Regions from separate parts of the Homo sapiens genome. Here region 1 is linked to region 2. The links are chromatin loops, found by intact Hi-C in ENCODE. Cell type or tissue: HCT116. All regions are shown on one strand. Each heading gives the region's core, and the rest is flanking DNA. Links, peaks and the distances in the headings are about the cores only. Region 1 holds the start of ARHGEF19 (Rho guanine nucleotide exchange factor 19). Region 2 overlaps EPHA2 (EPH receptor A2).

What was found. Peaks named below come from ENCODE experiments on the same cell type or tissue, not always from the same donor. Only the 100,000 strongest peaks of a DNase experiment are listed, where the experiment ranks them.
Region 1: it touches region 2 in a loop (4-fold over the local background); 2 of 110 quality-filtered maps call a loop at or near these places.

The regions. Positions count from the first base shown.
Region 1 is chr1:16,210,179-16,226,416 of GRCh38, forward strand. It overlaps ARHGEF19 (Rho guanine nucleotide exchange factor 19), which reads right to left and starts at 2,474. Exons shown (of 16, transcript NM_153213.5): 1 at 2,324-2,474. It also overlaps the pseudogene ANO7L1. RefSeq lists enhancers at 2,278-2,976, 6,164-6,860 and silencers at 6,036-6,085, 7,203-7,312, 7,453-7,552. In HCT116, for the core only: no CTCF peak of the experiment used is centred there; DNase peaks (open chromatin) are centred at 6,193, 6,991 and 7,343; H3K4me3 peaks cover 1,737 bases; H3K27ac peaks cover 625 bases.
Region 2 is chr1:16,141,921-16,149,920 of GRCh38, forward strand. It overlaps EPHA2 (EPH receptor A2), which reads right to left. Exons shown (of 17, transcript NM_004431.5): 3 at 6,458-7,127. Among named protein-coding and RNA genes, the nearest start is that of EPHA2-AS1, 9.3 kb to the right of the region's middle. RefSeq lists enhancers at 1-418, 1,930-2,457, 2,458-2,986, 4,572-5,100. In HCT116, for the core only: no CTCF peak of the experiment used is centred there; DNase peaks (open chromatin) are centred at 1,751, 2,121, 3,451, 3,881 and 2 weaker places; H3K4me3 peaks cover 4,410 bases; H3K27ac peaks cover 8,000 bases.

The DNA.
Region 1 (16,238 bases), core at 3,243-11,242, 72 kb after region 2:
TTCCGGCAGGGGAAGCCCTCTCTCTGCCCAGCTGGCTGGGGGAGATCCCACCCAGACAAAGAGTTTGATTCATCAAACCCTGTGGTGAGGCAAGCAGGGAGGGAGGGAGGGAGCAGGCAGCGGGCTGGGCGGGGGCCTACCCTAGCCTGGCCTCGCTGTGGGCAGGCCGGGCAGCCAGGACCCCCCAGAGGCCCCCTCAGGCCAAAGGGGCAGTGCCCAGCCTGGCAGGACCAGGAGAGCCAGGAAATGAAGACTGAGAGAGACCCAGAGAAACAGAGACCACTTAGCCAGTAACTGAGAAACCAAGACCCCAAGACGTTCAAAAACAGAAAAACCACAGATGCTGAGACATTCAGGGACCCAGAGATGGAGACAGAGACACTGACAATTTCAGGCCAACCAGATCCTCAGAGACACAGATGAAGCCCAGAAAACCCAGGGAGACAGATGGACAAACATTTCATGCCCGTGGGCTGCCAGTCTAGTGGGAGAGCCAAAAATGAAAACAGTTACAATCCAGGTTGGCAAGAGCCAAGCCAGAGGAACCATCAGAGGAGGGTGCTCGGCTCAACTCAACCTGGGTATTCCAGGAAGACTTCCTGGAGGAGGTGATAGTTAACTGCTCCACGGCTGAAATACATAGTGCACTTAGAGGGAAAGCCTTGGCCTGAACAGTGACAGTGTCAGTCACTATTGGAGACAGGGAGGGAGAAGAGGACCCAGCGAGAGATGGCTGGGTCTATGGCAGGCCCCAGTCTCTCTGCACAGCTTCTCAACTGCTTCCCCCTGCTCCCTTCACCCTGCTGTCTGGGAGGGTGGGAAGAAGGGGACTGGCTGCTCCAAAGGGGTCCTCTCTACGGTGGCCACTCTGGCTTGTACCATCAGCCTCTGTCCCTCTAGCCTGAAAAGTACCCATCTGAGCGAGTCTCCCTAAGCCTCGGTCTCCTCATCCGGCAAATAGGATAGTATTTTTATTATCATCAGTCTTTCTCTAGACAGAAGGCAGCTCAGGCCTTCACACAGATGGGGAAGATGAAGGAGTGAGGCTGAGACACACATTATATCGCAGGAGTGTGCACAAGGAGGCCCCTGCCCACAGACGGGTCTCTTTCTCTGCAGGAATCAGAAGTCCTCGACACAGAAGTCCCACTTGCTTCTGGGGGCACACATGTGCAGGCATGTACACATGCCCCCTGCCCCTTTGTATGCTGGGAGATTCTAGCACTTGGGTTCTGGAAGCTCCTGGAGGGCAGGGAGGGACCCTCTCTCCCATGGCTCACAGGGATAAGTAGGCAAAACATTGAGGCTTTGCAGCAGGAGCACCCCCAGTTAAGGCTGCAGAGGAGAAGGCTAGGTGAATGTGGGGAGAGGGGACATAGAAGGCTTCCCGGGGAGATGAAGCTGGAGGCAGGTCCCTAGCAGGGAAGAAGTCAGGAGTGTGTCAGCCTCCACCTATGCTCAAGCCAAGGGGTAATAAGAATGACCCATCTAGCTGGGATGCCAGCCCTGTGGCCCTCCAGGGGTTTGGCCCACCCAACCTCAATGCTGGGGAGCTAAGAGGGACAAGCTGTGTTCATATTGTGTGTAGCTCATCTCTGTTAGAAAAAAACAAACAAAAACCTCAGAAAGAGAACTGGCCCCAGACAGCAGGGACATTACCTTCCCAAGGCACGATCACAGGATAGAGACTCTTGTGTCTACTAGGCAAGGGCCACTCTGGAGCCCAAAAAGAATAACCTCCGCCCAAGCTTTGAGGCCCAGTGTTGACACTGACCAGCTGTGTGGCCTTAGGCAATTCACAGCCCATCCCTTGGCCTCAGTATTCCCATCTGTAAAGTGGCTCCTAAGGGACCGCACCACCGCCCAATGCCCTCTCTAAGAAACATGTCTCATCATAAATGTCTCTGGGCCAAGAAGGATGGGCAGGGGCCGAGGAAAGTACCCTTGGTGGGTGCTGCTAATTACAGAAGACGATGGGCCCACTTAGCAAGGCTGCCAGAGAGTCCCTGGACACTACCATGATCAGAAAAAGTGTTTCTGGCCTCCTGTACCTAGCTTTTCCCTGCCCCCTCCCGGGTGCCCCTTGCCTTGCTGCCCAGGAGAGCTGGTACCCTGCCAGAGCCTCTCTGCCCTTTAAGGAATAAAGCCAGGTGGGAAGTCATGGCTGGAAAGTGGATCCAGGCCAAGTGGTTCACAGAGCCCCAGAAGGCCATAGTGGGTCAGAGCCAGGATCAGAGACCAGGCGGGCAGCACAAAGGGCTCACTCAGCGGGGAAAACTGGCGGGAAGAGAATGGGACTGCTGGCACCCAGGTGGGGCCCTACCTCAGCCAGGGAGCTCCGTCCAGCTGCCAGCACGGTCCAGGGCTCCGGGACACCCTGGGGGCTCTGGGGTTGCAGCCAAGTCCTCAGGGGGCGATGTCAGCATGTCAGCATGGCCCCAGAGCCGAGCAAGGCAAGCTCCTGGGTATTGTGTGGGGCAGGGAGGGGGAGGTGAAGGAGGAGGGAACCTTGCAGAGAGAGGCAGGCGGCTGTCTCAACGTGCCTGCTCCCCGCCCCCCTTCCCCAGAACCGGTTTGGCTAGTCTGGGGTACAAGAGGGGGGCTGGAACAATGGGAGTCCTATGCCCAAGTGAGGCTCTGAAGGACCCTACACCCAGGTCCTAAAGACGGGGGAGGCAGTGCTTCTGCTCCTAGGAGACAGGTCACCACTCTTCTGGAGCTTCCCAAACATGAGCATGCTCAGGGGACTTCTTGGAGCTGGGGAGCATCCTGGGAGCTTCACAGAGAGCCTCCCAAGCCCTGCACTCCTTAGGGACCCTGAGAACCCTGATGACCCTCTCTGATCCTATTACTACATCTATCAAATTGGAACACTCATCCCTATGATTGGGAGACAGAAATCAGTCCTGAAAGTTGATGATGTGACATGTGGCATCATCCTGGACAGCCTCTCCTCATCTAGTACAGCCACTGCTTGCAAATCCCCATCCTTTCCCACGGCCTGGAATGACCTGCCCCACCATCTCCAGTGGCCGCCTCCACCATGAAGCCTTCCCAGACTATACCAATTGAGCCCTCAATAAACCAAGCCAAATAGCCAAGTCAAACTGCCTCCAATAAGAAGGGCATGCTCTATGCCCGGCATGCAATCTTCCCAACCCTGTGGAATGGGAAGCTGCATTTTCCCCTAATTCTACCTGCCATCTGTTTGAGCTACCAGCAATTGCCAGGCACCTAATATTAATATGCAGATGTGTACACAGACTAATAGTCATGAAGCTAACTTATTGTTCACCTACTAGGTGCCAGGCACTGTCCTGAGCACTTCACATGTATTTACTCATTTAATCTCCACCATGACCCTGTCAGGTAGATACTGCTACCACTTATCAGGTGAGTACAGTTGTCCCTTGGTACCCAGAATCTGTGGGGAATTGGTTCTAGAACCCTCCCATACGAAAATCCATGGCTGCTCCAGTCCCTTATACAAAATGTCATAGTGTTTGCTATAACCTTTGTACATCCTCCAGTAAATTTTATTTTATTTTATTTTATTTATTTATTTATTTATTTATTTATTTATTTATTTATTTATTTTTAAGATGGAGTCTTGCTCTGTCACCCAGGCTGGAGCAAGTGGTGGGATCTCAGCTCACCGCAACCTTTGCCTCCCAGGTTCAAGCAATTCTTCTGCCTCAGCCTCCCCAGTAGCTGGGATTACAGGCGCATGCCACCACACCCTACTAATTTTTTTTGTTTCTAGTCAAGACAGGGTTTCACCATGTTGGCCAGGCTGGTTTTTGAACTCCTGACCTTAAGTGATCCACCCGCCTCAACCTCCCGAAGTGCTGGGATTATAGACGTGAGCCACCGCACCCAGTCTATTTTATGTATTTATTGTCAAAAAATAAAATAAAATGTCCTCAAGTGAGAGGGTCTCACTCTGTCATCCAGGCTGGAGTACAGTGGTGCAATTACAGGGCTCACTTGCAGTCTCGTCGACCTCCTGGGCTCAGGTGATTCTCCCACCTAAGCCTCCTGAGTAACTGGGACCACTGGTGTGCACCCCCACACCTGACTAATTTTTGTATTTTTTGTAGAGATGGGATCTCACCAGGTTGCCCAGCCTAGTCTCAAACTCCTGGGCTCAGGCGATCCACCAGCCTTGGCCTCCCAAAGTACTGGATTTATAGACATGAGCCACCACGCCCGGCACTCCAGTACAGTTTAAATCAATTCTAGATTACTTATAACACGTTAATACAGTGTAAGTGCTATGTAAATAGTTGTTATCCTGTAATGTTTTTTATTTGCATTATTTTTTATTGTCATTATTTTTGTTATTTTTTGTTTTTATTTTCATTTTCCATGCATTGTTGGTTGAACCCAAGGATGCAGAACCTGAGGATATGGGGGGCCAACTTAACAAGTTAAGTCATGAGCATTATCCCTTTGAAATCTCTCATCAGTTCTATGAAGTCCCTATTTTACAGATGACATTAAGGTTTGAGAGATTAAATAACTTGTCACACAGCTAATAAGGGGCAGGACTAGTATTGAAACCCAGGTCTGGCCGGGCGTGGTGGCTCACGCCTGTAATCCCAGCACTTTGGGAGGCCAAAGTAGGTGGATCCCCTGAGGTCAGGAGTTCTAGACCAGCCTGGCTAACATGGTGAAACCTGTCTCTACTAAAAACACAAAAATAGTCTGGGCACAGGGGCTCACACCTGTAATCCCAACACTTTGGGAGTCTGAGGCCAGCGGATCACGAGGTCAGGAGTTTGAGACCAGCCTGGCCAACATGGTGAAACTCTGTCTCTACTAAAAATACAAAAATTAGCCGAGCGTGGTGGCGCACACCTGTAATCCCAGCTACTCAGAAGGCTGAGGCAGGAGAATTGCTTGAACCACGGAGGTGGGGAGGCAGAGGTTGCAGTGAGTTGAGGTCACAACACTGCACTCCCGCCTGGGTGACAGAGCGAGACTCCATCTCAAAAAAAAAAAAAAAAAAAGAAAAGAAACCCAGGTCTGTCTGACCCCACCACCAACCTGAGTCCTTCACCACTGCCTGGTACTGCCTCACCAGGCTTTTAGGAGGGTCTCGTGGTGAAAAGTGTGTGAAAGTGTAATCCGGGGTGTCTCGGCTGACCTAACTAAACTCTTATTGGTCTTATTATTCTTACACTACAGGCTCGGAATACACAGCAGAGGTTTCATGGCCCATGCCCTAGTCCCCCAAAGTATTTATTTATTTATTTATTTATTTATTTATTTATTTATTTATGAGATGGAGTTTTGCTCTTGTTGCCCAGGCTGGAGTGCAATGGCGCAATCTCGGCTCACCGTAACCTCCGCCTCCCGGGTTCAAGCAATTCTCTTGCCTCAGCCTCCCGAGTAGCTGGGATTATAGGCATGCGCCACCACGCCCGGCTAGTTTTGTATTTTTAGTAGAGACGGGGTTTCTCCATGTTGGTTTGGCTGGTCTCGAACTCCTGACCTCAGGTGATCCACCCTCTTCGGCCTCCCAAAGTGCTGGGATTACAGGCGTGAGCCACCGCGCCCGGCCCCAAAGTATTTTCCTTAGCTGCCAACCGACAGCCATTAAGTTCAGAGTCATTAGGGTCCCTCTGCTCCCCCATGTTCACTTTGGCTCCCTAGAGCATTGCCACATAGTGAGGAGACACTGCACCGTGTGGGTGGGGACCAGGTGGCCGTGGAGAGGTGGCAGTCTGGGACGCAGAGACAGGTTTATTGTCAGCATTGCACAGAGGCCAGGAGGCAAGAACACGGAAGGGTAGCAGTGCAGGTCTGGAGGTCTCCAGGGAACTCCAATCCTCTCATCCAACTCCCGGACCGGCCTTGGGACACTGCCCAGATGCGTAACTGGAAGCCAGAGGACCCCAATAGGAGGAGCATCCTGGGGAACCTAGGGTCCTGGAAGGGCAGCCCTGCCTCACTCGCCCCTGCGTCCTGGACGCCCCTGCGTCCCTTGTGCGGACATAGAGCACAGCTTGGTCAGGCTGAGCAGGCTGGCACTCCAGAGCAGAGCCCCCAACCCCAGCTTGCAGATAAAGTAGAAAAGGGGGCTTGGCGGGGGCGGAGCTTAATGATGGGCGGGAACAGGCGGAAACTACAGGGAGTCCAGCCAATCCCTCCAATGGATGAGGCCAAATAAGGGGGCGGGGCTAGAGAGTGCTGAACTAGAGAGGGCTGAGCTGAAGCTTGAGGGCAGGCCAAGGGGCGTGGTCATTATGGTCATTATGTTGCGGGTGGGGCCGGGGTCCGCCTGCCTTGCTGACTGAAACAGCGTCTCCCGGTTGTCTGCCACCGCCTGCTTGGCCAGGTAGCGCTCGCGCAGTTATCTTGGTAGCCAGGGCTGGCACATCGGGCACGAGCCGGTCGTTGGGGCACAGGAAGAAGAACACTACATTCTGGGGAGAAGGGGGCCAAAAAGAGAGAATGATTGCCTTAGCGATCTTAACTCATGGAGCGCTTACCCTGAGCCAAACCCTAACCTGAAGGTTTTCCGGATATGAATTCATTTAATCCTCACAACAACTCTATGAGCTGGGGGTAATTTCTACTCCACAAGCGAAGAAACAGAAGCAGAAAGGGGTTGCCATTTGCCCAAAGACATAGAGGTATGATTCGAACCCCTTAACACTAGGAACCACGTCAGGGCAGGGCTTGTAAAAGAGCAAAGCTGGTGGGAGAGTGCTTCCTCTCGTTTCTCCTTTCTCTTGCCAAGAGATAATGTTATTATTATTTGTGATATTAATTCATTGAGCACCTACAACATGCCAGGCACAGTGCAAATGCTTGACACCGAACCTTCATAACGACCCTATGAAGTAGATCCTATTATATAATATATCCCAATTTCCAGCCGGTCGGCGGCAGAGCCTGAACTTGGAACCAAGTCTGTCCAAGACAGATGGCTGAGCCTACCTCGAAGGCGATAATGAAACCCAGATGCACATGCACAGCCAGCAGCTTCCAGTAGAAGAGGGCGAGGTTCACCCCCACGTCGCGAGAGGCCTTGTATCTGGGTTGCGGGGTCTGGAGAGGCTCTCGGATCTCGACTCCGAACCCCGCATTTCCTCCCCTCCTTCTCCCTAGAATCTGGCCCTGCCCGTTCAGCCAGTACCCTAGCCGGCTCCGCGCATTTGTCCGGGGCAGAATCAGCTCACTGCACCCCAGCCAGGCACCACCCCACCCGTCCAGTTTCGGCTCCCGGCTTCCCAGCTAGGCCCCGCCCCTCCCTCCTCAGCACCTGCCCCTCCCAGACAGGCCCCGCCCACCAAAGCTTAGCACCCGCCCTCTCCCAGGCCGGCCTCCCTCACCAAGGCTCAGCGCCGTGCTTCCCAGACAGCCCTGCCCCTCCCGCCTCAGCGTCCCGCCAACCAAGGCTCAGCGCCACGCCCTTCCCAGGAAGGCCTCGCCCACCAAAGCTCAGGGCCCCGCCCCTCCCGCCGCGCCCCTCCTCCCCAGCCTGAAGGGCAGAGTGTGTTTGCTCTGGGCCAGGTGGGCATGGGGCGCGGGTGCCCGCGTGAAATTCACAAATCCGTGCAGCTGGGTGTGGTGTTCGTACTGTTACGGGATATGCGGCAGAAGTCCGAGATGAAGGCGAGACGAAAGCCTGCAGAGCCAGAGGGCCTTCAGGGCCCAACCCCCTAACTCACCCCAACTCGGATCCAGACCCCCTCCCGTGGCAGGATGAGCCTTTGGCCCGGGATCCTAGCCTCCTCTCCCCTATTTCCCAAACTCTGACCCGGATTTCCTTCTCCAGCCCTGTATTTCCCTATTCCTGAACCCCCTTCCCCAGTCTCTGAGCTCCATCTCCCCCGCCCCCTGCCCCTGTATTCCCTTCATCTACCTCACTCCCATTCACGGTGACCTCAAGGTGTACCATGGCCTCCAGCAGGAGCAGTCAGATCCAGATGTCCAGCCGCGCCCAGCCATTGGTCGCTGGTACTTGCACAGGAACTTGTGGGCGTCCAGTCCAATCTCTACCCGGTTGTTGAGCAGAGTGAACAGGGGTGCCAGCAGGAAGGCTCCCACAAAGATGGTGATGAACCCAAACTGCAGCTCTGGCAGGCAGGGAGTGTCAGGCCCGGGGCCACCTCCCCTGTTGTGCCAGGCCCCCAGGGGCCCCACTCATGCCCAGGGCACACGCTGCTGAGCGACTGCTCCTCCATCCCTGGGTATTCATCAAACAGGCCCTGACACTTGATGAGCTCATAGTCCTTCCTTCTCCCAGTGCTGCAGCTCCTGCCCGATCTGGGTGTCCCTCTGCCCTGCCAGCTGCCACTTCTGCCACCAAGCCTTCCGTTTCCTGGAGGCAGGGCAACCAGATAATGGTCATAACAGGGCCTTGTGCTAGGAACTGCCACTTCTATCACCAGCACCCCTTAGAGGCAGGCACCATGATGATTTCCACTGTATTGATGAGGAAACACACCTGGAGAATTTGGCCCAGGCTCCCCAAATTGTAAGTGGTGGAGCCAGTGTTCAAATCCAATCTGTTAGACTCGAGTCCAGTGCTCTCAACTCTGCACTTCCCACATAGTCATTCTTGGTCTCTGAAATATCACTGCCCCCTGAAAAAAATAGTAATAGAAAGCCCTCCATTTGCAAAGCTGTTTCCTGTTGAACGCCTCATAATCCCCTCAACTCTCATGGAGAGGTATTATTGTCTCCATTGTACAGATGACGAAACTGAGGCCCAGAGAGACACAAAGCCACGCAGCTTACAAGAAGCAGGGCTAGGACTTGTGCCCGTATCTTCTGTCCCAGTAAAGGGTTTTTCTGCTCTGCTCTTATAAAAGCCCTCCAAATGGCCTGATTAGGCCCAGCCTTGTCCCCCGTTCTTCCCCCAACACTCACAGCCCAACAAATTCTTCCATGTGGTTGAGCAGCTGTTTGCCCACCATGATGATGATGAGCTGCTGGGTGACCTGAATGTGGCAGCCACCAGGACCGCACTGTTGTTGGCAGACACAGAGCACCTTACTCAGGGCTTTGGGGCTGCATAGGGGTTACCCCACCTCCCTGCTGGTGCAGAGAGTTGGCCACCTGCTCCTCCTACCCACTTTGGAGGCCCCAGAGGCAGATCCTACCCCTGCCAGACCTGAGGTTGTGATGACTACCCCCTAACCCCCCAGAATCAGCAACCCAGGGGTACATAATCACATCCTCACTCGGCATGCTGAGCAAATGTGCCATACTGACCGGGGTATCCCACAAACCTGAGGGCCCCCTGCATCTGTGGGTAATTTGCTCTCCCTCTCTGGAGCCAGGCTGCAGCTAAACTCCATGCTGAGGCTGACCCCCTCTCCCCACTGCTCCTGGTCCTCTGGCCACCCCCTGAATTGACAGCTAACCCTGCTGACAGAGCTGATGGGAGGCCTTGCCTACCCTACTAGGCCCCAGAAGTCTGCTGGGACCATGGCCTGAATCTATGTACTGCTCAACCCATGATCAGCCAATGTGGCATTTATGGCCCAGGAAGATGGGGTCATTGTGCTGGGGAGTGGGCTCTTTTGGTGACCATCCCTCCCATCCCATCAAATGACAATGGCAATTACACAATAACAGCACCTCCTGAGAGTCCAGCATTTTATGACTCCTAACCAGATCTCATTAAAGACTCAATGCTTCTAGGAAAAAGGACCAGCTCTGATTCATTTCTGTGTCCCTAGCATCCAACCAAGGGTGCACAGCAGGAAGGCCCCCAAAAGATGGTGATAAACTCAAACTGCAGCATTGGGAGGTGGCATTGTCAGGCCTGGGGCCACCCAGTGAGGGCTGTAGGACAGACTGAATGCAGGTGTTAGATTTTACAGCTGTGCAATGGTGTACCCATAAATTACAGTTGCTAAGACTTTCGCCCAGGGAAATCAAGAACCAGCTTCAAGGTCCATAGCAAGACCTGGCTAGGAACAAATCTGGAGCCCAAAGGGTGCTGCTGCTTTGCTGGGCTGCTTCCTTGGGAGGCGACAGCCCTAAGGCTGGGGTTTGGGGAGTGGTCCTTACCTGCCTTTGAAGAATGCCATGTAGAAGGGAGAAGAATAGAAATTGACAAACTGAAAATGAAAGTGAAGGCATTTTCATGGAGGCATCTCTGGACAAAGGGCAGAGCTGGTCAGAATTCTATTGGGCGCAAGGGGGCAGGCATAGCCCATCAGGTCAGCCCCTATGCTCCTGTCCTTAACCTACCAACCCCTAATGCCAGCCATGTGTCCCTGGCCACTCTCGCTTGAGGGTGACTGGAGACACCAGACTCCCAGTTCCCAGATGACACAAAGATAGCCTTGCAACACATTACCTGGTTTTAGAGGAAGAACAGGCCAGGCACGGTGGCTCACACCTGTAATCCCAGCACTTTGGGAGGCTGAGATGGGTGGATCACTTGAGGTCAGGAGTTTGAGACCAGCCTGACCAACATGGTGAAACCCCATTTCTACTAAAAATACAAAAATTAGGCGGGTGTGGTGGGCCATTACCGGGAGCCCATCCATTGGTGGGATGAAAAAAACCTGAAGATGCCCACATTAGGCCTGGAGCCTGGAACAGTGCTCTCACCCTCCATTGCCCCAAAGGACATTCGCTTGGGTCATGAGCACAGAGTTGCCAGTGTGGAACATTGCAATGCTGATGATGCCATGGTAAATTATGACAGATACCAGGAAAATCATCACCACACAGAGCTGGGGGCCAGGAGAGAGGGCTGTCAGAGCTGGAGAGTGGACTGCCAGGGTTCCAGTGCACCCACCCTGGAGGAGCCAGTCCTTCCAGAGCAAAGGCCCAGTGTCCCCTCACCACAGTGAGGATGGCTGCAGAGCTGGTGAGTAGGTGGGAAAGGCAGCTGTGCGGTTGGAAGTAGGGCTCCTTCAAGCCTGTCACTGGGTTCTGGGTCATCTGCAGGGCCAGGGCAGCAAACTGTAGATGTGGGCACTCCTATCACAGGGGGCAACAGAAATGTGCATCCTAGGGCCAAGAGGCTGGTGCCATGATCCTAGGCTAGGGGAAGCCCCCCACCTTTTCCTGACTGCAGAGGGAGCTCTGGAAGTGCAGCAATGGGTTCTAATTCATTTTTGGTTTTGCAGGACCTTTTTCCCCAGGGCATGGTTAAAAGCATGTGGATGGATGGCTAGATGGATGGTGGGTAGACGGAGAAGTAAACAGCAAATGAGTGGACATGTGGAAAAGGGATAGATAGACAGATGAGTGAGCAGGCAGTAGGCCGACAAATGGGCAGGTAAACTAGGCAAGCAATCAGTAAATTTCTATAGTTTATTCACAAGTAAGTGAGTAGACAGGCAGGTGGGTGGAGGGATGGATGGATGGCCAGGTGGGTGAGCAGATAAAAGTCTAGTGGGATGGTTGATGGACATGAGGATGGATGGATGGATGGATGGATGGATGATGGTTAGGTGAGTGAGCAGATGAAAGTCTGGTTGGATGGTTGATGGACATGAGGATGGATGGATAGATGGATGGATGGATGAATGGGGGGATGGATGGATGAATGGAGGATAGACAGATAGCTAGGTGGGTGAGCGATGAAAGTCTGGTTGGATGGTTGAGGATTGATGAATGGATGGATGAATGGAGGATGGCTGGATGATTAGGTGGGTGAGCAGATGAAAGTTTGGTGGGATGGCTGATGGACATGAGGATGGATGGATGGATGGTTAGGTGGATGAGCAGATGAAAGTCTGTTTGAATGGTTGATGAACATGGGGATATTTGGATGAATGGATGAGTGGGATGGGTGCATGGATGGATAAATGGATAAATTTATTAGTTTAGTCAATAGCTATTAACCATGTACCACTCTGCAATAGATACTGAATATGCCATAGTGAACAAACTGGAGAAGATCCATGCCCTAATGAAGTTTACAAACTAGTTTGTGAGACAGGTTAAATGAATGAACAGAGACATATATATATGTCCTATGAAGGAAAACTTTTTCATGGATGGTCTGAAGAAATGACACTTTAGCTATGACCCAAAAGGTGAAAAGGTGCTAAAGGGACAGTGGAGAGAAGCTTTCTGGGGAGGGAACAGTGGGTGCAAAGGCAGGGCCACTCTTTTTTTTTTTCTTTTTCTTTTTTTTTTTTTTTTTTGAGACAGTTTCACTCTGTCCCCCAGGCTGGAGTGCAGTGGCACGATCTTGGCACATTACAACCTCCTCCTCCCAGATTCAAACAATTCTCGTGCCTCAGCCTCTCGAGTAGCTGGGATTACAGGTGTGCACTACCACACCCAGATAATTTTTGTATTTTTAGTAGACATGGGGTTTCCCTATGTTGGCCAAGCTGGTCTTGAACTCCTGACCTCAAATGATCCACCCTCCTCAGCCTCTCAAAGTTCTGGAATTACAGGCATGAGCCACTGTGCCTGGCACTAAGTTTTGTATTTTTAGTAGAGATGGGGTTTTGCCATGTTGGCCAGGGTGGTCTCGAACTCCTGCCCTCAAGTGATCTGCCTGCCTCAGCCTCCCAAAGTGCTGGGATTACAGGAATAAACTACTGTGCCCAGCCCGCTCTTTTTAAATTAAATTAAATTAATTATTTTTTTTGAGACAGAGTCTCACTCTGTTGCCCAGGCTGGAGTGCAATGGCACGATCTCGGCTCACTGCAATCTCCGCCTCCTGGGTTTAAGCGATTCTCATGTCTCAGCCTCCCAAGTAGCTAGGATTACAGGCACATGCCACAATGCTGGGCTTATTTATTTATTTATTTATTTATTTATTTATTTATTTATTTTGAGACGGAGCCTCGCTCTGTCACCAGGCTGGGCTCACTGCAACCTTCGCCTCCCGGGTTCAAGCAATTCTCCTGCCTGAGTCTCTCGAGTAGCTGGGACCAGAGGCGCGTGCCACCACGCCCAGCTAATTTTTGTATTTTTAGTTGAGACGGGGTTTCAGCACATTAGCCAGATGGTCTCAATCTCTTGACCTTGTGATCCACCCACCTTGGCCTCCCAAAGTGCTAGGATTACAGATGTGAACCACCGCGCCCAGCCGGGGCTAATTTTTGTATTTTTAGTCGAGATGGAGTTTTGCCATGTTGGTCAGGCTGGTCTTAAACTCTTGGCCTCAAGTGATCCGCTTGCTTCAGCCTCTCAAAGTGCTGGGATTATAGGCATCAGCCACCGTGCATGGCCAATTTCAATTTTAATTTAATTCTTAATATATTTTTTAGCGACAAGGTCTTGTTCTGTCACCCAGGCTGGAGTGCAGTGGCACAATCATAGCTCACAGCAGCCCCAAACTCCTGGCCCCAAGTGATTCTCCTGCCTCAGCCTACTGAGTAGCTGGGACTACAGATACATGCCACTGCACCCAGCTAATTTTTTATTTTTTAGTAGAGAGAAAGTCTCACTATGTTGCTGAGGCTGATCTTGAATTCCTGGGCTCAAGTGATCCTCCTGCCTCAGCCACCCAAAGGGCTGGGATTACAGGTGTGAGCCACTGTGCCCGGGCCAGGGCCACTCTTTAAAGTTACCTGAGTTATGTACTGCACTATCCAAAGGGTACCACTGACATTTACTTCGTTGCCTCAGTGTTCCCTTTCTGCTTTTTCAGTCCCCCAGCACCTGTTTAACCAATACCTTATATATTAAATTATCTCTGTTAAAATATCTTGTTTGGTTTTCTATCTTCCTATAACCCTGTTGAATGGATAAAGTGATGGATGGCTGGACAAATGGGTAGGCAGAAGATAGATTATTCACAGATTCACTCAACAAACATTTATGGAGCATCTTCTATGTGCTAGAGACTATTCTGGGCACTGGGGTACAGCAGCCAACATCACACATAAGGTCTCTGCTCTCATGGAGCTCACACGCCAGTGGGAGAAGACAGATAATAAACAAACAAACCATAAAATACAGTGATGAATGCTGCAATTAAATTAAAACAGTGACAGGGCACCTCTCTGGATTAGTGATCAGGGAAGACCTCTCTAGGAAGGAGATATTTGAGACTTGAATGACAAGGAGTAGGCCACATAAGATCTGAAGGGGCTGGGCGTGGTCGCTCATGTCTGTCTGTAATCCCAGCACTTTGGGAGGCCAAGGCAGGCAGATCACCTGAGGTCAGGAGTTCGAGACCAGCCTGGCCAACATGGTGAAACCCCATCTCTACTAAAAATATAAAAAATTAGCTGGGTGTGGTGGCACACACCTGTCATCCCAGCTACTTGGGAGGCTGAGGCAGGAGAATAATTTGAACCTGGGAGGTAGAGGCTGCAGTCAACTGAGATTGCACTACTGCACTCCAGCCTGGGCAACAGGGCGAGACTCCATCTCAAAAAAAAAAAAAAAAGTTGAAGGAAGAGGATTCTGGCAGAGCATAGCCAATATAGCCAATGCCAAGGCTCCAGGATGGAAATGAACTTGACCTATTCAAGGATCTGGTGGAGCCAGTTGGGCAGAACTAGACACAGGCCAGATGGCACAGGGCCTTGCAGGCCACTGTGAGGGGTCTGGATAGTTTCCCAGGTACGTCTCAAATGAGACTGCCCTGGAAGGCTTTGAGGAAGGTAACACAGATGTCACTGTCCTGGCAGCTGAGAATGAATTAAGTGGGGCAAGGAGATCTGTTGCGAGGTCACTGCAGTGGTCCAGGAAAGAGGAAATGGTGACTTGGACTGGAGTGGGGAGAGCTGGGGTGTGGCAGAGGAGGTAGGGAGAAGCGAACAGACTTAGGATCAATGATAAGATGTTTGGATAGACAGGTAGGTAGCTGGATGGGTGGGTGGGTAGGTGGAATGTTTTCTCCTTCTCTGTTCTTGGGAGGGTCTCTTTCCAAGGCCCGGCTTATTATATAAATACTCTCAGTGTTTCACCTCGCCAAGCCTGTATCATCCTGATGTCAGGGGAGGGTGGAAAGTGACCCAGGAAAAGTGTGAGGAGAAGCCAGATTTGGATCCCAGGATGTTGGACTCCAAAGTCTGACCTCTTCCCAGCACACTTTAAGGCCTCTGAGAACTCTGGGAAGTGGGGTTGTGGCCTGGAGGGCTGAACTGGGCATCACCTCCTGGTCCTGGAAGTCGCTGCAGTCCCAGTGGTGGAGGGCTGAACTGGGCATCACCTCCTGGTCCTGGAAGTCGCTGCAGTCCCAGTGGTGGGGGGCTGAACTGGGCATTGCCTCCTGGTCCTGGAAGTCACTGCAGTCCCAGTGGTGGGCCAAGGTGGCACTCCCTGCTTCCAGTGCTCCAGGAAGGCCATGGCCCCAGAAGGACATGAAGATGCTGAAGAACACGGTTCCTGGGTGGTCAAAGAGGCAGCTCAGCTGTGAGGAGGGGAGAGAGGGCACAAGGTAGGGCCAGCATCCAGGCCCAGGTTGGGTCCAAAATACCTACCTGGTTTTTTTGCCCCTTTCCTTGGCTCACCTTGGCCATGGGGCAGATCCCAGAAATATTCCACGTGGCACAGGTATCACAGAGTGGCACCCCCACTGGCACAGATCTCCTGTCTGTGAGCAGAGGGTGCCTATCCTGGGAGGGCCTATCCTCAACCAGGCAGACAACCTAGCCCACCCAGCCCATCCCCCAACCCTTCCACAGCCACCCACACTAGTGTGTTGGTCCCCACGGTGACAAGGCTAGAGATAAAGAGCAGGGTGCCCACCAGGGTCACAGGCAGCAGACAGGCCATGTAGAAACCTGAAGGGTGAGAGAAAGCTCATGAACCCCCATCTCTGCACTCAAGCCCCACTCCCAGTCCCCACCCCAGCGCCAGACTCATCTAGCCAGGCAAAGTGGATGACCACCTTCACCCCAAAGTACTCTCATACTTTGTCCAAAGGCTGGTCCAGGGGCTGGTACTTGTGCCAGTATCCCCAGCAAGCCCAGTATGGGTACAGCAATTGGCAAGAGTTGAGATCTGAACCGGGTACCTGGTACCCAGGCAGTTCAAAGAGGCCCTAGGAGGACAAAAGGAGGGAGAGCTGCAGGGAGGTTTGAGAGTGCTCTCCGGATGCCCCAGCCACTGCTGCTATGCTGTCAGGCCTGGGAGAGATCTGAGCTTGGGACATCTCTTCCTCACGCAGTGGGAAGGCCGCAGTGTAGACTCCCTCTACCAGCAGGTGGGCGATGCCCATCTCTGTATGTTTCTTCTTCCTGGAGATTGTGCGGTCCAGGATTTCTGCCACTTGCCAGAGGAGTCCTCGTGTCAACTGCCCGCTTAAGGTCCCAGCTGGACTCACCCCAAGCAGCCA
Region 2 (8,000 bases), core at 1-8,000:
TCTCCAGGGCCCCGCCAGAGTTTCCAAGTGCTCAGGGGTCCCAGAGTTCATGAGTAGGACACCAGCAAGCCCCTGTGTTCTTCCTGACTTTATCTAGTTGGATTTCCTGGCATTCTAGGCGGGCAAGTGGGGACAGGGGTCACACACACTCAAACACACCCACATACACCAGATACCTACTGTTCCTTAGCCAACCAGCAAACTCCTATGCATCCTTTAATACCCAGCTTAAGCTCCTCTACACAGCCCTCCCAGACTGCCCAATTCCTGGCCCCCCGGCCCCCATTAGGGCATCTATTAATCTTATGTTTACCAAATAGAAATGGGCACTTCATACGTGTCTGGCACAATGCTGGGTGCTAGGATGCGATGGTGAGACAGATAAACACTGTTTCAGCTCCAGGGGAATTCAAAACTTGGCTTTTATGCTCCATTTGAAATTATTCCTGCATGTATCAGGAGCTTCCGTGAGACCAGCAGCTCCTGAGGAGCAGGAATGGAGACCAATTTATCTGTGTCCCATGGCCCAGCGGTGCTCAGTTAATGTTTGCTGAATGGATGGACAGACAGATGGATGGATGGATAGATGGGTGAGTTGGTGGGTGGATGGGTAGATGAGTGTGTGGATGGATGGGTGGGTGGATGAATGGATGGATGGGTGGAGGGGGGTATGAGTGGGTGGATGAATGGACAGATGAATGGACAAATGGATGGGTGGGTTGGTGGGTGGACAGGTGGATGAGTGGATGGATGGATGAGGGATGGATGGGTGGGTGGGTGGAGTGGTGGTTGGATGGATGGATGTATGGATGGGTGGGGAGGATGGACAGATGAATGGACAAGTGGATGGGTGGGTTGGTGGGTGGACAGGTGGATGAGTGGATGGATGGATGCGGGATGGATAGGTGGATGGCTGGGTGGAGGGGTGGATAGATGGATGGATGGGGCGGAGGATGGACAGATGAATGGACAAGTGGATGGGTGGGTTGGTGGGTGGACGGATGGATGAGTAGATGGATGGATGAGGGATGGATAGGCAGGAGGGTGGGTGGGTGGAGGGATGAATGGATGGATGGATGGATGGATGGATGGATGGGTGGATAGGTGGGTGGTTGGGTGGAGGGGTGGGCAGATGGATGGGTGGAGGGGGGTATGAGTGGATGGATGGATGGATAGATGAATGGACAAGTGGATGGGTGGTTTGGTGGGTTGGCGGGTAGACGAGTGAATGGATGGATGATGGATGGATGGATGGATGGATGGATGGATGAATGGATGGATGGATGTAGGGGTGGATGGGTGGAGGGGTGGATGGATGGATGAGTGGATGGGTGGACAGGTGGATGGAAGAGTGAGTGGGAGAGAGAATGGGTGGCAAACCTACCATGTGCATGTGAAATATGCACTCCAGGGCCAGAGAAATGAGCAGTGTTTCAGCGCCCAGAGAGACACTGTGGAGAAGGTCCACCAGGATGCCTACCTGCCTTACACAAGAGCCTAACTTTGGCACACCTGTGGCACACCTGTGGAGAGCTGTTCTGGCCCCGGTTGTCTGGCAGGCCTGGGCTACTCCGAGCAGGGGAACTGGGGCACAGTGGCTGCACCTCCGGCTATACCCTGGTTTTTCCAGTTCCTGATGCCCGCCCCTCAGGTGGCAGCATGAGGTGACTCAGGGACAGACGCCCTTATCGTGACGCAAGTCCAGCCCCCAGTGGAGCCCCTCCTCCCAAGGCACAGCCACCTCCCAGGCTGGCAATGGCAAGGTTGTGAGGTCAAGAGGTCATGGTGGCAATTCACCTAGGGCCAGTCACCGCCCAAGCCAGGCCCAGCAGGTGACCGCAGGAACCACCTTGGCCCAGGGATGTGGAGCTTGGACTTTGTCTCTGGGCCCTGACAGACGGCAAATGGCGACCTATGGGTTACTGACCCAGCAAATGAGGGAGCTGACAACCTCAGGCCCTGGTGGCTTCTTGCTCCCAGCAGGCCCTGTCGTCTCTGCAGAAGGGGGGCTGCCCCCAGGGCCTGACGGCTGCCAGCACCCTGTCCCTTTCACACACACCCTAGGGAGCTATCTGCAGGCACATTCCTCCACCATTGATAAGCACCACTCCCCACCTCAGCCCCCGCCTACCGCTCCTGTCCTGCCTCCAGCCTTTCATCTTCTGTTTGCTTTCCCTCGCCTCCTTCCTTCCGTTCTGGGGACCCACTTACCTCCAGGAGGGAGAGAGGGAGGGAGGGAGAAGCCGGTGCCCGCCCAGCGGAGATGCCAGCGCCTAGCTTTGCCCCCAGTGTGAGCTGAGGGTGGGGCAGACAGGGCACAGAGGTGAGAGCCACCATGGGGGGCTGGGGGTGCTGCCACCGTGGTCCCACCTCTGTAGGCCAGAAGAAACATCACAGAAATAAGGCCTGGTGGGACTTCCCAGCAGGGGACAAAGCCTGCGAGCCACAGCCAGCAGCTCCCAGAGTCTTCCACCTGGGGGACCAACTGTGATCTGATGAAACAGGAATCCTGCCAGCAGCCCCTGCCATGGCCCGAGACCACCCTGTCTAAAGACCACCTTAACCACAGACATACCCTGGCCAGGGGACTCCTCCCTGTCAGCTATGGACTTTAGGCCACTGGGGCTGTAAGCAGTGGGACCCCTCCTCACCACACTTGTGTCACACAGTCAACAGCTTCCCCGGTGTTCAGACTGAGCCCCAGTGGGAAACCACAGGAGGGAAGCTCGGATCACCAGGTTGACAGCGTCCTTCAGGGCCACAGGTCCAGCCCACTCATTTTACAGATGGGGGTGGGACCCCAAGGGGACCTGCTAAGGTCATACAGCCTGTGGGTGGAAGGACACACACCAGGGGCAACTGCCTTCCTGTGCCAGGCCCCCGTTCTTTTGGTCACTGTTCACTGCTTCCTCTCCGGACCTCAGTTTCCTCATCTGTAAAATGGGGATCAAGTCCTCATCCTCTCTGGGTTGTGTGTGAAGATGGAAGAAAGCCCTGCTTATGAGATGTCCAGCATGGTGCCTGGAATGCGGTGTCCCTATGAACTAGGGGATCATGAAACTACAGTAGGGAGGGGACCTCCCCAAGGGGCTGGGCCCCTTGAGGGAGCAGGAGCCTCTCAGGAGGGAATCTCCAACTCCCCACAACCCCAGCTCTGGCCTCCCAGCTGTTCAGCTGAGCCACTGGCCAAGGCTGCTGGCCACCTGCTCACCTGACCAGCGGTCCCCAGGGCTGAGGCGCCAGCAGGGGCCCCGCCAGCTGCTGAGGCCAGCACAGGAAGCGGAGACATGGAGACAAAGCAGCCCCCGGGGGACAGCGGTCAGCCCGAGCGACTCCACTGTCCCCGCAGGCAGGGCCGGGGGCAGGGCGGGGGAACCAAGGGAAGCTGGCTCATTCCTGACATAGTTCATGGGAGCGCTCCGGGCAGCGTGCCCACCTGCCGCACACAGCACCTGGGAGGTGCCTCCCTTCCTCTGCCCACTTAACTCTTTCCTGAGCTCTGGGCTTCCTGGGGAAAGAACCCTGAGGAGAAACGGACAAACTGGGAATAACCTAGACAAGGTGCCAGGTGACCTCAGGGTGCCCCGCCTCGCTCTGGGTCTGGTTTGTCACCAGCAGGAGCCCCAGTGAAAGAATCTGGGTCTCCAGGCCTGGGGAGGGTCCGGCAGGGAGGGCAGACCCTGTGCCTCCCTCTGGTTCTCCCTCAATGTACCCAGCAGTGCCCTCTCCAGGACCCCTGCCTCCAACAGAGCCCCCAAGCCCCTGCAACAGACCCTGCCATCCCCAGGGCTGGCCAGAGAGCCTACCCCAGGGCCAGGAGCTGAGTCAGGGATTCCAAAGGAACTGGTCACTTCCCGCCCCATTTCCTGACCCATCCTGCAGCCTGGGCGCCGCTGCACCGCCTGGATTCAGATCCTGATGCAGCCACATCCTAGCTGTGTGACTTCAGGCAAGCCTCTTTAGCTCTCTGAACCTCAGTTTCCTGGTCTATCAAATGGGATTGATCACAGTCCCTGCCACGCAGAAAGGCGGTGTGGATTCCGCTCGCATGTCTGATAAAGCGCTTGCTTGGCTCAGCGCCTGCCCCTCGGACGACACCCGTCTACGGTAGCGACTGTCATCACTTCCAGCAGCAGCATGGCCAGGGGCTGCTGAGAGAAGTCTAGAGGTATAAAGAGGAGCCAGCCGGGCGTTCCTGGCATCTCGCGCACCGGCACCCAGCCACACTGAAAGGAATTTTGGTGGGAGGATCCCGAGGAGGAACAATCCGGCAGTAGGTGACTAGCGATTGACAGGGTTCCACGAACTAAGTCGGAAATTTCGCTCTTGGAAACTTGTCCTCCTGCTGGGCTGATCTTCCCAACAGGGGGCTGCTCGGCTCTCTGCAAACAAAATCTGCCAGAACCCTGACCCCCCACCTCTAGAGGAGGGAAGGCTGCCCCGCTTCCTGGAGAGACACCCCCACCCCAACCGTCCACTTATCTCTGCGGGGCCTGCCTCACCAGCCTGTGGAAAGTTTTCAGCTGCCCCTCACCCCCACCCCCGCATTCTTGTGCGAGGATGTCATGTGGGAGGAGCCTGCTCGCCCCACTGGGCTGCCTCGTCCCGGCCCCCTCAACCGCACTCATTGTCTGAAACTGAGAGTATGCATTCGAGGTCACCTAAAGCAGGGGCCGCCTGGGGAAGGGGGGCTCGCTCAGCAGAGGGGAGCTGGGAAGACAAGGGGGCGATGGCATGGGCCGGAGCAGAGCCTACACCACAGGCTTATGGCCAGAAAGCTCGTAGGGAACTTCTCATCGGGGGGTTTACAGACCGTGTTAAGTAAGGTTCTGAGGACTTGCTTTAGGAGGCAAGTAGGGCCCATCACAAAGGGCTTCAGTGTCCTCCAACCCTTCAACCCCCTCCAGGGGCTGCAGGATCCATGGCTAGAAAACAAGCATAAAGTCTGCTGGTGCTGTTGAACTTTCTCATTTTACTCAAAGGAAACCCAAGACCAGAGATGAGGGGGGAGTTAGCCAAGGTGTGTGCAACGCAGCCACTAAACCTCCAATTCCTTAACGTCCCGCTTATCTCAGCAAAGAAGCTGCCAGAGAGAGGGAATGAGCCAGCCCTCCAAAGGTTGGCCTGCATTCCACAAATGCTCTGCCTCATGGCCATTTCCAGAAAAAGTCACCCATTGAAAATCCACATTGCTGTGGAGATTTCCGCTGTCACAGGCCCTGGCCACACCACGCCACGGCTTCCTCCATGTGAACTCACTAATGCCCAAGCCTCATTCCCCAAGGAGAGTCTGAATGAATTGGCCCTTTTCTGGGCCCAGTGTGTCATCTATAGAGGCCCCAGTGGAAAATCAATAGAGGTCCCAATGGGAAATTTGTGGCCCTGGGGACATTCAGACAAGAAAGGCAGACCCTTGGCCCCCCTCCAACCTCTCCCTCAACAGAAGCATTTCCCAAAAGCTCCGCGGGTGATCCTGATATGCAGCCAGGGGATGTGCACCCCGGGTCCAACTCAGTCACTTCTATGTACGAAAGAGGAGTTTGAGGCCCAGGGAGTTTAAGTATCTTGCCTAAGGCCACATAGTGAGCTGATAACAGACATGGAACTTGCTCCTGGTACTCCACCGTGGGACCACAGTGCCGCTGTACCAGAGCTACTCAGTATACATTCGTGGGATGAATCAAAAATAACAGCCACATTTAAAAGTACTCATGTGGCAGGCACTGACCTAAGCACTTTACTATTAAGTCATTTGATTATCACAGCCACCCTACGAGATAGACGCTATGATCCTCTCCATTTTACAGATGAGGAAACCCAGGCACAGAGAGGTCAAGGAAATGGCCTAAAGCCACACAGCTAAAAATGTAGACCTGGGATTTGAACACAGGCATTCTTGTTTCAGAGTCATCAATCATAAACTCCACATTCTGCTGTTTCTCAATTCATTCATTCTTTTTTTTTTTTTCAGACAAGCATCTCCTCTGTCACCCCAGGCTGGAGTACAGTGGTGCGATCTCAGCTTACTGCATCCTCCACCTCCCGGGTTCAAGCAATTGATTCTCGTGCTTCAGCCTCCCAAGTAGCTGGGATTACAGGTGCATGCCACCACACCCAGCTAATTTTTGTGTTTTTGGTAGAGACGGCGTTTCATTATGTTGCCCAGGCTGGTCTCAAACTCCTGGGCTCAAGTGATCCACCCACCTCAGCCTCCCAAAGTGCTGGGATTACAGGCATGAGCCACCGTGCCCAGCCACAATTCATTCATTCTTAATGAATGAGTTAGTCCAGCCTTAATAAGGAAACTGATGTCTGGGAAGGATCTATAATTTCCACTAACAGAACTAATGTGTGTCAAAGCAGGGATGAGCTTACCAAGATTCCATGATTCCAAAGCTAAAGACCAGAACCTGGGAATGCAGAACCCCCTTCCCTGCAACCCAGAACCGTCACTCACCCTGGCAGGCATCCTCCACCTTCTCGTAGCCTGCCTGGCACAGGCACTGCCCAATGGGCACCAGCCACTCGCCATCCACTGCACAGTGCATACGGGGCTCTTCACCCCCCGGTGGCACCACGGCATGGTCCACACAGGTGCCGGCCACAGTGGCCAGGGAAGGTGCATCAGAGCCGGCGATGGTCTCAGGGAAGTGGGCCAGGCCCTGCAGCAGCTCGGGGCACTTCTTGTAGTAGACACGGACGGAGAGCAGCGCCACACAGGCACCGATATCCTGGAAGGCCAGGTAGAAGCCTTTGCGGGTGAGCGGCCCCACGGAGCGCTCCTCCACGTTCAGCTTCACGTGGCGTGCCTCGAAGTCGCTGCTGACGGTGATCTCATCGGGCGCAATGGTGTCAATCTTGGTGAACAGGCGCTTCTGGAAGTTGGTGCCGTAGTCCAGGTCCGACTCGGCATAGTAGAGGTTGAAAGTCTCCTTGCAGGAGCTGGCGCCACCAGGGAAGCTGTTGCAGTCACGTACAGTAAACTTGAGCTCAATGAAGATACGCTCAGCCTCTCCTCGGTACACCCAGTTGGTGCGGAGCCAGTTGTCCTGGTCGCCAGACATCACGTTGCACACGGAGTACATGTAGATCGGCATGTCATTCATGATGTTCTGCATCAGGTCCCACTGTGGGGGGAAGATACAGGTTAGTGTGGGCAGGTGCCTGGGGAAACTGAGGCCCAGGTGGCAGAGTAGGGCACTAGGAAGATGCTTTCCAGTTCGTGCTCTCCGGGTTCTACGGTGAAGGAAACTGAGGCCTGAGGCGGGTGGGGGCTGCATCCATAAGTGGCTGAGCTGGAATCTGGCCCCTGGTCTTTCTGGCACATGTCTGGAAGCCAAACCTCTCTATTAGGTTGTGAGCCTGCAGGTGGAGTCCGGGACTCCATGTGACCTCAGGTGGGTTATGCTCTCTAAGCCGCAATTTCCTCATCTGTACAATGGGAGCAAGACCCCCTACCTCACAGAATTGCTGTGAGGATAAAGGACAGAATGTCTACACTGGCTGAACACAGTGCTTGGCACAAGGTAACAGGCATACGGGCAGCCAGTATGATTATTGTTACTCTTGGTATTATTCACCATGCACCCATGTGTGTTGGCAAACGCAGGAGTGGCATTAAGTCAAAAACAACGGATGATGCTCTCCGTCATTTAGAATTTGGCTTTGCAGCAGATGAACATGTTCCTCCCTCCCTGGATCATAACTCAGCCTTCTCCAGAAAGAATTCCCAGGTTAGGCTACAGTTGGGCCAGGTGCCCCCCGCCACCCAACTCCCAAAGTTGCCATGTTCCCTTTACCCTGTACCCCTTGCCATTTACCAAAGTGCACTTGGCACGGCACATGGGGACACCCACATCTGGGCTCCCACATGAGATTCTGAGCTCCTCAGCCAGAGTCTGCATCTAATTCACCTGTGTCCTGTGTCCCGAGAGCCGGCCTGAGACAGAGTAGGTGCTCAGGGAAGCGTTTGTTGAATGAATAAACAAAAGAATGAATGA